2 separate regions of the Mus musculus genome follow, and region 2 is linked to region 1. A link is a contact called in ENCODE Hi-C data. All regions are on one chromosome and are shown on one strand. The core of a region is the stretch at or near the end of the contact, and the rest is flanking DNA. Distances in the headings are between cores, read along the strand shown.

Region 1 (4,905 bases), core at 610-3,109:
CTTCAAGTACAATGCTAGACAGTAGGGTGTGAAGCTTCTATTTGTGTGCCAGCTTCATTGCTCCAATTTGATGACATACGTGAGTACTGTTTTCAGCAATAAGTCCTTGCCATTAGATTTCAGAGAGTAACCAATAGCCGTGGTAATAATCCATGATGTTTCAAGGGTACTATGGGATCCCTTTACTCAATGATTCCAAATTCTGTAAACTATTCCTATTACTGAAACACTGACTTGATGGTACAAGACATCTAAATAGGGCAGGATCTTTTCTGTTACATGATGATTTCATTTATATTCCTTTAATACCTGAATATGTTTTAGTATTTTTTCGTTATTTTTCTAAAGGCCTTTAATGTTAATTGTTCTTGTCATATTCCCTCATTTATCCTTCCCTCCCATCCCCCTTACCATTTAATCATCCTATTCTAGTTACCCTTATCTCATTATAACACTATATTCTAGTTCCCCTTCCTTGGACCACTACCTCCTGTCCCTTGCTGGGTACTCACATCTGCATATTAAAGCATACAAAGGAAGCTTAAAAACTAACATCTTCATATAAGAAAAAAAAACATGCAGTATTTGTCTTTTTAGGTGGGGGTTACCTCACTTGGAAGGATTTTTTTTCTACCTCCATCTATTTTTCTTCATATTTCATGGTTCTTTTTCTTAACAGTGGAATAATGTTCCATTGTGTAAATGTGCCACATTTCATTATCCATTCATCACTTGAAGGATGTATGTACTACTTCCAATTTTTGGCTATTATAAAGAGAGCAGCAATGAACATGGGTGAGCAAGTATTTCTCTAGTAGGTCATAAAGTCTTTTAGGTATATGCGCAAGAGCGATATAAGTAGATATTGAGGCAGACCCATTACCAGATGCCTGAGAAGCACCCCCTCAATGATTTCCACAGTGGCTGTACTAGTTTGCACTCCCATCAGAAATGAGTAAGTGTCCCCCTTCTCCCCTTCTCTCACATCTTCACTAGCATGTGCTAGCATTTGTTTAATTACCTTGACCATTGACTTAAATAAGATAAAATCTCAAAGTAATTTTAATTACTCATGACTATGGATGTTGCACATTTTAAATTTGTTTCTCAGCAATTTCTGTTCCATATTTTAGGAACTCTCTAAGTATTAGATTCTTGTAAGAAAAATAATACTCTATTCGCTCCCTTTTGCTGTGCATATACATATATGGGAAAAGCCAAGTGAACCTCCAGAAGAGGGTACCTGTCTATCAGCCACTATCACCAAATTTGTCAGTAATTGGAGAACTGAGTTACAAACTCCAGATCTATAAGAAGACTAATGTGTGTTGCTCATGGCACTAGACTATGCTATTTATTTTGTCAATCCAAGAAGACAAAACACTCAGTAAGGGGACCACCTGCTCAGATCTTAGACCCACATTCAAATCAGGTTCCTTGATGCTTGTTGAGTTTTAATATTTCCTTATATTTTGGGGTGCATATATTTTAACAGATATGATTTACTTAATCTATATACCAGTGTGTTTGTGTCTGGGTACTTTTGGTAGCACCTATTTGTTTCACTATCACTTCTTCCAGCTTGGGAACTCCTTGAAGATAGAAATGGAAACTTTAAATATATGGGTACCCAACAAAAACACATATTCCAGCTCTGGTAAGGTTTGCATGGTTTTAAATGATGCCTGGTTTGGGTCATAAAGAAGATAACTAAAGTACTTCAAAGAGACACTGAGTGCCAAGCAAGTGGTTACTGTCAGTGCCAGAGTACAGATAAATGCCAGAGTCACACAAATGGGATGGGCATCATCATAGAGGTGGGAGGGGTCTGCATCATGTGTGCAGCCCAGAGAGCAGCCTTCCTGCACAAGTCAAAGAGCAGGAGGCTGTGGAGACTTTGTGAACATCTCTCTTGGATTAAGTAACTTCTTCAAAAGAAGACAAAATTGAGATCTAGACAGCGTGAGTGATCAGGTTTGTTACAAGTAATTTCCTCACTCTGACACCACTTTATACTCTGATGGGGAGAGCTTTTCATAAAGTAAATCCCACCGCTGAAGTAATTCATCAGTATTTTATCTCATTCTCTCGTCTTTATGCTTTACAGAGACACTGAGCTAAAACCCATCTCAAAACAGCTTTCAACATCATAATGAAGTTAGCCTTCCTCTGCATTCTTTCAACCCTGCTTCGTGAGTATCTTCACTTCTTTCACTATTTGCCAGAGGAGTCCTAGGGAAGGCATGGAAGATAGAAAAATGATAGAGGCATCATTTGAAACTTAGTACCTGACTGTTTCTCTCTCAGCACTGCCACAGCACATATCAATTTTAGTTACTTCCCATAAGAATACCTGCCTTCTGCGCTTCAAATTGATTGCTTATGTACTTTGAAGGAGGCGTGGACATTAACACATCTACAAGATATCCATTCCATATTAGGAGCTTATTTTGAACCTATCTGGAACATGATAGATATTGTGGCCTAGGAACAGGAAAGAGAAGGCCCAGGTTAAAAGAGGAATTCAACTAAAGAGTGCAGCATCAGACTTAAAGGTATAAACTTTTGACATGGCTCAGCTCCCCACACTCTATGATCACTGTGTTAGGAAAATGTTAGTTGTTCTGTCTTCTAAATATATCCTACGTCCAATCACATCTCACTACATTTACTGTTCATGATACTCCAAACCAGCATCTCTTCACTGGAATATTCATTTACTTGCCAATAGTTCCCTCCATTTCTACATGTTCTTCTTCCAGGGTTTCTAAGAAGATGATGCCATGACTTTAAATCTTGAAGAGGTCCCACTTCCACTTAGAATACAAGTTTGCATAACTCCAACATCACACAAAATGCACTATCCCTTGTACATTATTCTCTACCACCACCATCCTTACTTACCTCATGCCATGTCAGCCACACTGGCCTCTATGATATTCCTTAGACAGGACCTAGACTTCATATTCTGTCTGTAGCTGTTTCCTCTTTCTGGAATCTCTGGCTCCACACATCTGATAATCTAAATCCTCTGTCTCCATGACTTTGCTCTTTGCTGTTACCCAACCCTGGCCACTGATGCATGATGTTTTACTTTTTGATCTAACATCCACCCACAACCCCCAGACCCCAACACACACAACTGGTATTTTACATCTTTAACTGGCCTAACTCTATCCCCACAGCTTTAATCACTATTCAACATGCTATTTTATTTACTTGGGTTTATTATTTTTAAATATGTTTACAGATTCAGATGTTTAAGAGCATGGCTATCTGTTTCACTCAGAAGCTAACTCAAACTCCTAAACAGAGCCTGGCATATACTAGTATGACATTAATTGATGTTTTTATTTACTCCCTTGTTGTCCTTAGACTCTGAAAGCATTTGCCCTGTTCTTGTCATGGTACTGGCTTTCATTGTTCATGGTACAGTTGTTGGAAGAGAGAGATAACTTGTGAAAGTCTTTGTATCACGTACTATTCCCATTGTTATGACAAATAACTGACAAGCAGCAACATAAAAGAGAAAGGCTCACTTGGCTTATGACTTGAGAGAACATTCCATTAAGGTAGGGAAGCCATGATGACAAGAGCAACCTCTGAATTGGTAGCAGAAACATGTGGTTATTTGCTCACATTTATGCAAATCAGAGGCTAGACAGGAAGTGGAATAGGCTAACAACCTCAAAGCTTGCTCCCTAGAGATCTACTTCGCCAAACATCATCATCAGCCGGTATTCAAGTGTTCAAAGACATGATACTGTGTGGGGCATTTTACGTGCAAATGTTAGCAACAATTTAACATTGGTAAAATGGTTTAGTAATTAGCTAGTCTAACAAATTCCACTTAATTGTATAAAATGAGGGAACTTGTGTTTCTTTTTAAAGTCATTCCTTTATTATTGTATATGTAAGATGAGGGTGTCCATGCGCATTTGTACATTTGTAAAAGTTGTAGGCTACTTTGTGAGGTAGGTATTCTCCTTTCATCTTTGGGTTCTGGAAGAATCAACTCAGGTTGTCAGGCTTGCTCAACAACTGTTCCACCCACTGAACTCGGCTCACAGGCCTAAGAGAACTCATAATTCAAGTAGAAGAATATTTCTTTACAATTAAAAGGATGAACACTTTTTAAAATTTTAAAGTATCTATTTCTATCAACTGTCATTGTCTTCAGAAAAAAATAAGTCACTTTAAAGATTTAGCTTACAATTTAAAAGTGATGAAGAAGAGGTTCAATAAGTTGAAGCTAGTGAAATATATTCCCTGCCCCCCCCCCTTTTTTTTTACTTTGCTGTTATACTTTTGAACTTTTTGGTTTTATTTCAATGTTTTTCTTAGTGATTAATGAAAAGAAACCTATCCTTTTCTTTCCAGGTACCTTTGCCTATAATCCAGATCACATAGCTGGCACCACGCCCCCCTACTTGGTCTACCTGAAGTCTGATTACTTGCCCTGCACTGGAGTCCTGATCCATCCTTTGTGGGTGATCACAGCTGCACACTGCAATTTACCGTGAGTGATAAGAACTTCAGATGGTTTTACTCTTTGAGTTCTCAGGTCACACATAGACCCAGCAACTTGTATATAACTCTCAATAAATGATTCATGGAAGATCTTCAGGGAATGTTACAGAAAATTGATAAACTATTTTTAATCAATATCCCTCTATCATTCTAGGAACCTTCAAGTGATTCTTGGGATAACAAATCCAGCAGATCCCATGGAAAGGGATGTGGAGGTGTCTGACTATGAAAAAATATTCCATCATCCAAACTTCTTGGTCTCTTCTATTTCACATGACCTCCTGTTAATCAAACTGAAAAGACGGATTAAACATAGTAACTACGCAAAAGCTGTCAAACTGCCTCAACACATCGTGTCTGTGAATGCCATGTGCT
Region 2 (4,905 bases), core at 1,256-3,755, 140 kb before region 1:
TGTATGAAGAATCCCTCTAACCAGACATGGTAGTGCACATCTCTAATCCCATTCATCCTGGGACTGTGAGTTTGAATCTAACCTGGGAAATTTTAAAACTGTCTCAAAATAAACATTTATAAAGGATGGAAGTGACAGGAAAAATGGTACATGCCTTTTATCCCAGCACCCAGAAAAATAAGGTAGGCAGACACCAATGACTTTAAGGGCAGCTAGTCTATATAAAGACCAGCTCTAGGCCAGTTCCAGGGGTACATAGTAAGACTCTGTCTTAAGCAAAAGTGGAAAGGGTCTTGTCGATTAGATTAGCTTAGCTTAGTGATAGAACATGAACTTTCTGGTCTAGCATAGTGAGGCCCTGGGTTCAACTCCAAATACTGCATAGGAGAAAAGCTTGCCTAACTCTTGATACTTGACTCTTCCATTAATTCTTATAATTTCTGCTTCAAAAATGCAATTATTGAAAAATCTATGAACTCAATAATATTCACTTAACTTGGTAGTTCATTCTGTGTGCCTTATGTTTAATATATAATGCTGCATAATTCTGCTAGGAGACTGCCTTGCAATTTACACATCTGGTTCATGAAGTTTTCATCTGAAACCTGGGAATTAAAATAGGTATATCAAATCAATCTTCTTAGGAGGGAGCACTAAATTAATATAAGCTTTTTCTATGTTTATGCATGTTTATATACATATATATGTTTATATACAGATATATGTTTTCCTATATACATGTTTATATACATATAAATGTTTTCCTATAAATCCTTATGATAAAATTTAGTTTACAAATAAAAAAGTTAAGAGATTGAAACAATGAGTCATAAAATGTAATAGCAATAAAATGGAAGAAATCAATGATATGCAATGACATAGTTATATTAACATTATGAATTTCAGTAATTTTAAAAATAATTTTGGTTCATGTATCCATGGACTGAAGTCAATTGGAAACACGGGCAAAGGAAGCACGGAAAAGGGAACCGCCATATCCTAGATTAGAACAAGCTCTAGATAAACACACACAACTTCTCACCTTTAACTTTACCATTTTTTAATTATTTTTTAATTCTTTTCTACAGTCCAGACTTCACCCCTCCCAGTCTTCCCTACAACCACTCCCCATCCCATACCTCCTCCCCCCTATCTCCAAGAGTATGTTCCCAACTCCACCCCTACTCCACCAGGCCTCCCCACTCCCTGGGGCCCAAGTCTCTGGGGTTTAGGTGCATCTTCTCTCACTGAGGTCAGTCCAGAGAGTCCTTTGCTGTATATGTATACAGGGTCTCATATCAGCTGGTGTATGCTGCCTGGTTGATGGCTCAGTGTCTGAGAGATCTCAGGGTTCCAGGTCAGTTGAGACTGCTGGTCTTCCCATGGAGCTGCCCTCTCCTCAGCTTCTTCCAGCTGTTTCCCAAGCCAACCACAGGGGTCTCAGGCTTCTGTTCACTGGTTGGGTGCTAGTATCTGCATCTGACTCTTTCAGCTGCTTGTTGGGCTTCTCAGAGGGCAGTCATGCTAGGCTCCTGTCTGTAAGCACACCATAGCATCAGTAACAGTTTCAGGGTCCCAGGCCTCCCTTTGAACTTGATCCTAATTTGGGCCTTTCACTGGACCTCCTTTCTCTCATGCTCATCTCCATTTTTTGTCCCTGCAGATCTTTCTGACAGGAACAATTCTGGGTCAGAGTTTTTGACTATGGGATGGCAACCCCATCCCTCATCTGATGTCCTGTCTTTCTACTGGATGTGGACTCTGCAAGTTCCCTCTCCCCACTGTTGGGATTCTCATCTAAGGTCCCTCTCTTTGAGTTCTAAGAATCTCTCACCTCCCAGGTCTCCTGTACATTCTAGAGGGACCCCTACATCCTACCTCCCGAGGTTGCCTGTTTCCATTCTTCCTGATGGCCCTCAGGGCTTCAGTTCTATTACCCCCAATACCTGATCATATTTCCCCCTTCCCTTCCCTGTCCTCTCTCCTACCCAGGTCCCTCCCACCTTCTGTCCCCAGTGACTGCTTTCATTAAAGAAGAGTTTTCCTTTCCTTGAAAGAGAAGGTCTTTTACATTAGCAATGGTGTCTTAATGGGGATGTAGAGTACTAGAAGGGCCCTAGGAAAAGTTATACATTTTTAATAATTACAAAATAGACATTGTCATGTGAAAGACCAGAGTTCCAATGAGTCCTTTATAAAAATGCTTACATCTGGAATGTTAGAGTACCTAAGACTTTTGTCTGAGAACCTGAAAACCTGAAGTTTTGCCTTGTGACTTTACAAACTTTTTTTCCTACTATGGAGAACAGTTCCCACCAGGTGAGTTTGTTTCTTCCATTCCCACACCCTTTAGATTTTTGTCCTGCATTATCTTCCATCTTTCACTGATTTGAATTCTAAATTTAGATTTCTGAGTTTCCAATGAAAGAACTTTTCTGGCACCCATGGCCATGGGTGTCAACAAGACATGAAGGTATAAATAGCTGTGGAGGAAAGCCTTCATCCTATTGACTGCTCTAGCCACAGTGAGCAACCATGAAGACCTTAATCTTCCTTGCCTTCCTTGGAGCTGCTGGTGAGTACCTTTAATGAATAAGTCACTAAGAGTTAACCATCTTTGCTCTTTGGTTGGTGGTTCAATCTCTGGAAACCCCCAAGGATCCAAGTACAAGGAAGGTGTTTTGGACTAAACTCAAGACTTAGTGAATACCAGGAAAATATTCACCACTTCCAACATATATAATCCCTATTTTTTATATAAATTTATTTATTAAATGCATGTGAGTACACTGTCCAATCTTCTGACACACCAGAAGAGGGCATCAGATCCCATTACAGATGGTTGTGAGCCACCATGTGGTTGCTGGGAGTTGAACTCAGGACCTCTGGAAGACCAGTCAGTGCTCTTTCCACTGAGCCATCTCTCCAGCCCATATGATGCCTGTTTTACTTTTAATTTTCATAATGAGTCTTGCTAAATCGTCCAAGCTACCACTCAGCACATTCTATCGCCCAGACAGATCTTAAGTCTGCCTCATCCACCAAAGCAGTGGAGTGGGAACTACAGGTCTGAGACAAAATGCAAGGATGCAATTAAAATTGCAGCACTGAAAGGTAATATGAGTTTCTCCAGAACTCAGGAAGTATAAACTAGACATTTCTCTCAATACTTCCAGAAATATCTTAGCTAATAAAATGTCTTAGCTCAGAAAAATAATGTAAGACCTTGAAACTAACAGTGGACCCTACTACACAATGCAGGAGTCCATGTTGCAAAGGTTGTTGGCTTAAATGAAAAGGTTAGTAAGGGAAATCTTGTCATGCTTGGTGAAATTGTTTATAAAAACTTCAGTTACAAGCAATAAGAGAGATAATCAGAATAAAAACATTAAACATTTTTTCTTTAAAGTGAGAATACTTTCAGCCTGGTCCTTAAGTTTTTCTTCTTTGCTTATGGAGATAAACATGTCATGCCAACAACTTATCGCCTGCCAAGATTAACGCAAAGCTATCCATTTGCATGGCTTCTCAGCAGATTGTGTTATAAACTGTCCCTTATGTCCTCAAATAGTCACAATCAGGCATCTCTGGCTGACTTTCTTCACAGTTGCTCTCCCCCTGGATGATGATGATGACAAAATTGTTGGAGGCTACACCTGCCAGAGGAATGCTCTCCCCTACCAGGTGTCTCTGAACAGCGGCTACCATTTTTGTGGAGGCTCACTCATCAATTCCCAGTGGGTTGTTTCAGCCGCTCACTGCTACAAATCGTAAGTGACCAATATTCACATTTCCATGCTCTAAATCCATTGTCCTTTGGTCTTATCAAAATACAATTAGGAAATGTGCACAGTTATATAGGATATTTAAAACGTCCAGATACTGGATTGTAGAGATGGATCAGTTGTTGAGAACACTTGCTGCTCTTCTGGAAGGCCTGGGTTTGATTCTAAGCAAAAAAATGGTTCACAACTACCTGTAACCCTAGTGTCATGGGATCTTATACCTTCTTCTGGATTCCACTGGGCATCTGCATTCATACATGAACATACCTACACACAGACATGTATGCATGTATATAATTAAAAGTAAATTTAAAAAAAATCAGATATCAAGAACTTGATTCTATCTCAACAATTATATGATCTACTGAGGGACATTTTTATGGAGTGTTGTTCCAGGATTCATTACTATCTTTCTAGGTGATGATAGTAAAGACCCAGAAGGGAACCATCATTTTTTAAGGATGTCTTAGAATAGATTCAGATTGTGAATCATCATATAGCTTTAACAAAGGGAAATGGGCATGTAAAGATAAAACACTATATTTTAAATACATTATGAAAAACAAGCATACATAACTCTGTCCTATAACATTGCTCTGCTTTTCAGCCAAGTGTGGTGGTACACACCTTTAATCCCAGCACTTCTTTTCTGACATTTTGTTTCATCCCACTGTTTATTTATCTTAATATCTTAAATCCTTGTATATCTTATATATCTAAAGTCTTGAAGAATTACAATTGGAAAAATAGCAAACACCAACCAATCTGTTCTTCATCTCCAACTACTTAGTAAGAATGCTTCTTCCCATCTTATATCTTGTATTTTAATAGATAATGAACTGTGAGTCTGTACTAACGAGGAGGGAAATAATTCCAAGGAATTTTCTGACCTACAAGCAGGAAGGGAGTGCACACTTACCTAGGATATAAAATCACCTATGTGAATATTTGTGTTTATTTGCATGATTGGAAAATTGGGGGAAGGGAAAGATTGAAGTTGGATATGTTAAAAACTGCTAATCCTTATATCCAGCCGAATTCAGGTGCGCCTGGGAGAACACAACATTGATGCCCTTGAGGGTGGTGAGCAATTCATTGATGCAGCTAAAATCATCCGCCA

What was found. A loop is a pair of places that touch in the nucleus more often than their neighbours do.
Region 2: a map of T-helper 17 cell shows a loop between it and region 1 (3-fold over the local background). The contact joins the promoter of 2210010C04Rik here to the promoter of Prss58 in region 1. A Hi-C loop is called at or near these places in 4 of 37 maps with a recorded cell type or tissue (T-helper 17 cell, T-helper 2 cell, mature B cell and 1 more).

Annotation. Positions count from the first base shown.
Region 1 is chr6:40,897,341-40,902,245 of GRCm38, reverse strand. It overlaps Prss58 (protease, serine 58), which reads left to right and starts at 1,859. Exons shown (of 6, transcript NM_175020.3): 1 at 1,859-1,974; 2 at 2,108-2,192; 3 at 4,381-4,519; 4 at 4,685-4,905. The coding sequence starts at 2,153. It also overlaps Tcrb.
Region 2 is chr6:41,033,109-41,038,013 of GRCm38, reverse strand. 2210010C04Rik (RIKEN cDNA 2210010C04 gene) reads left to right here and starts at 2,505. Exons shown (of 5, transcript NM_023333.4): 1 at 2,505-2,575; 2 at 3,608-3,770; 3 at 4,819-4,905. The coding sequence starts at 2,536. It also overlaps Tcrb.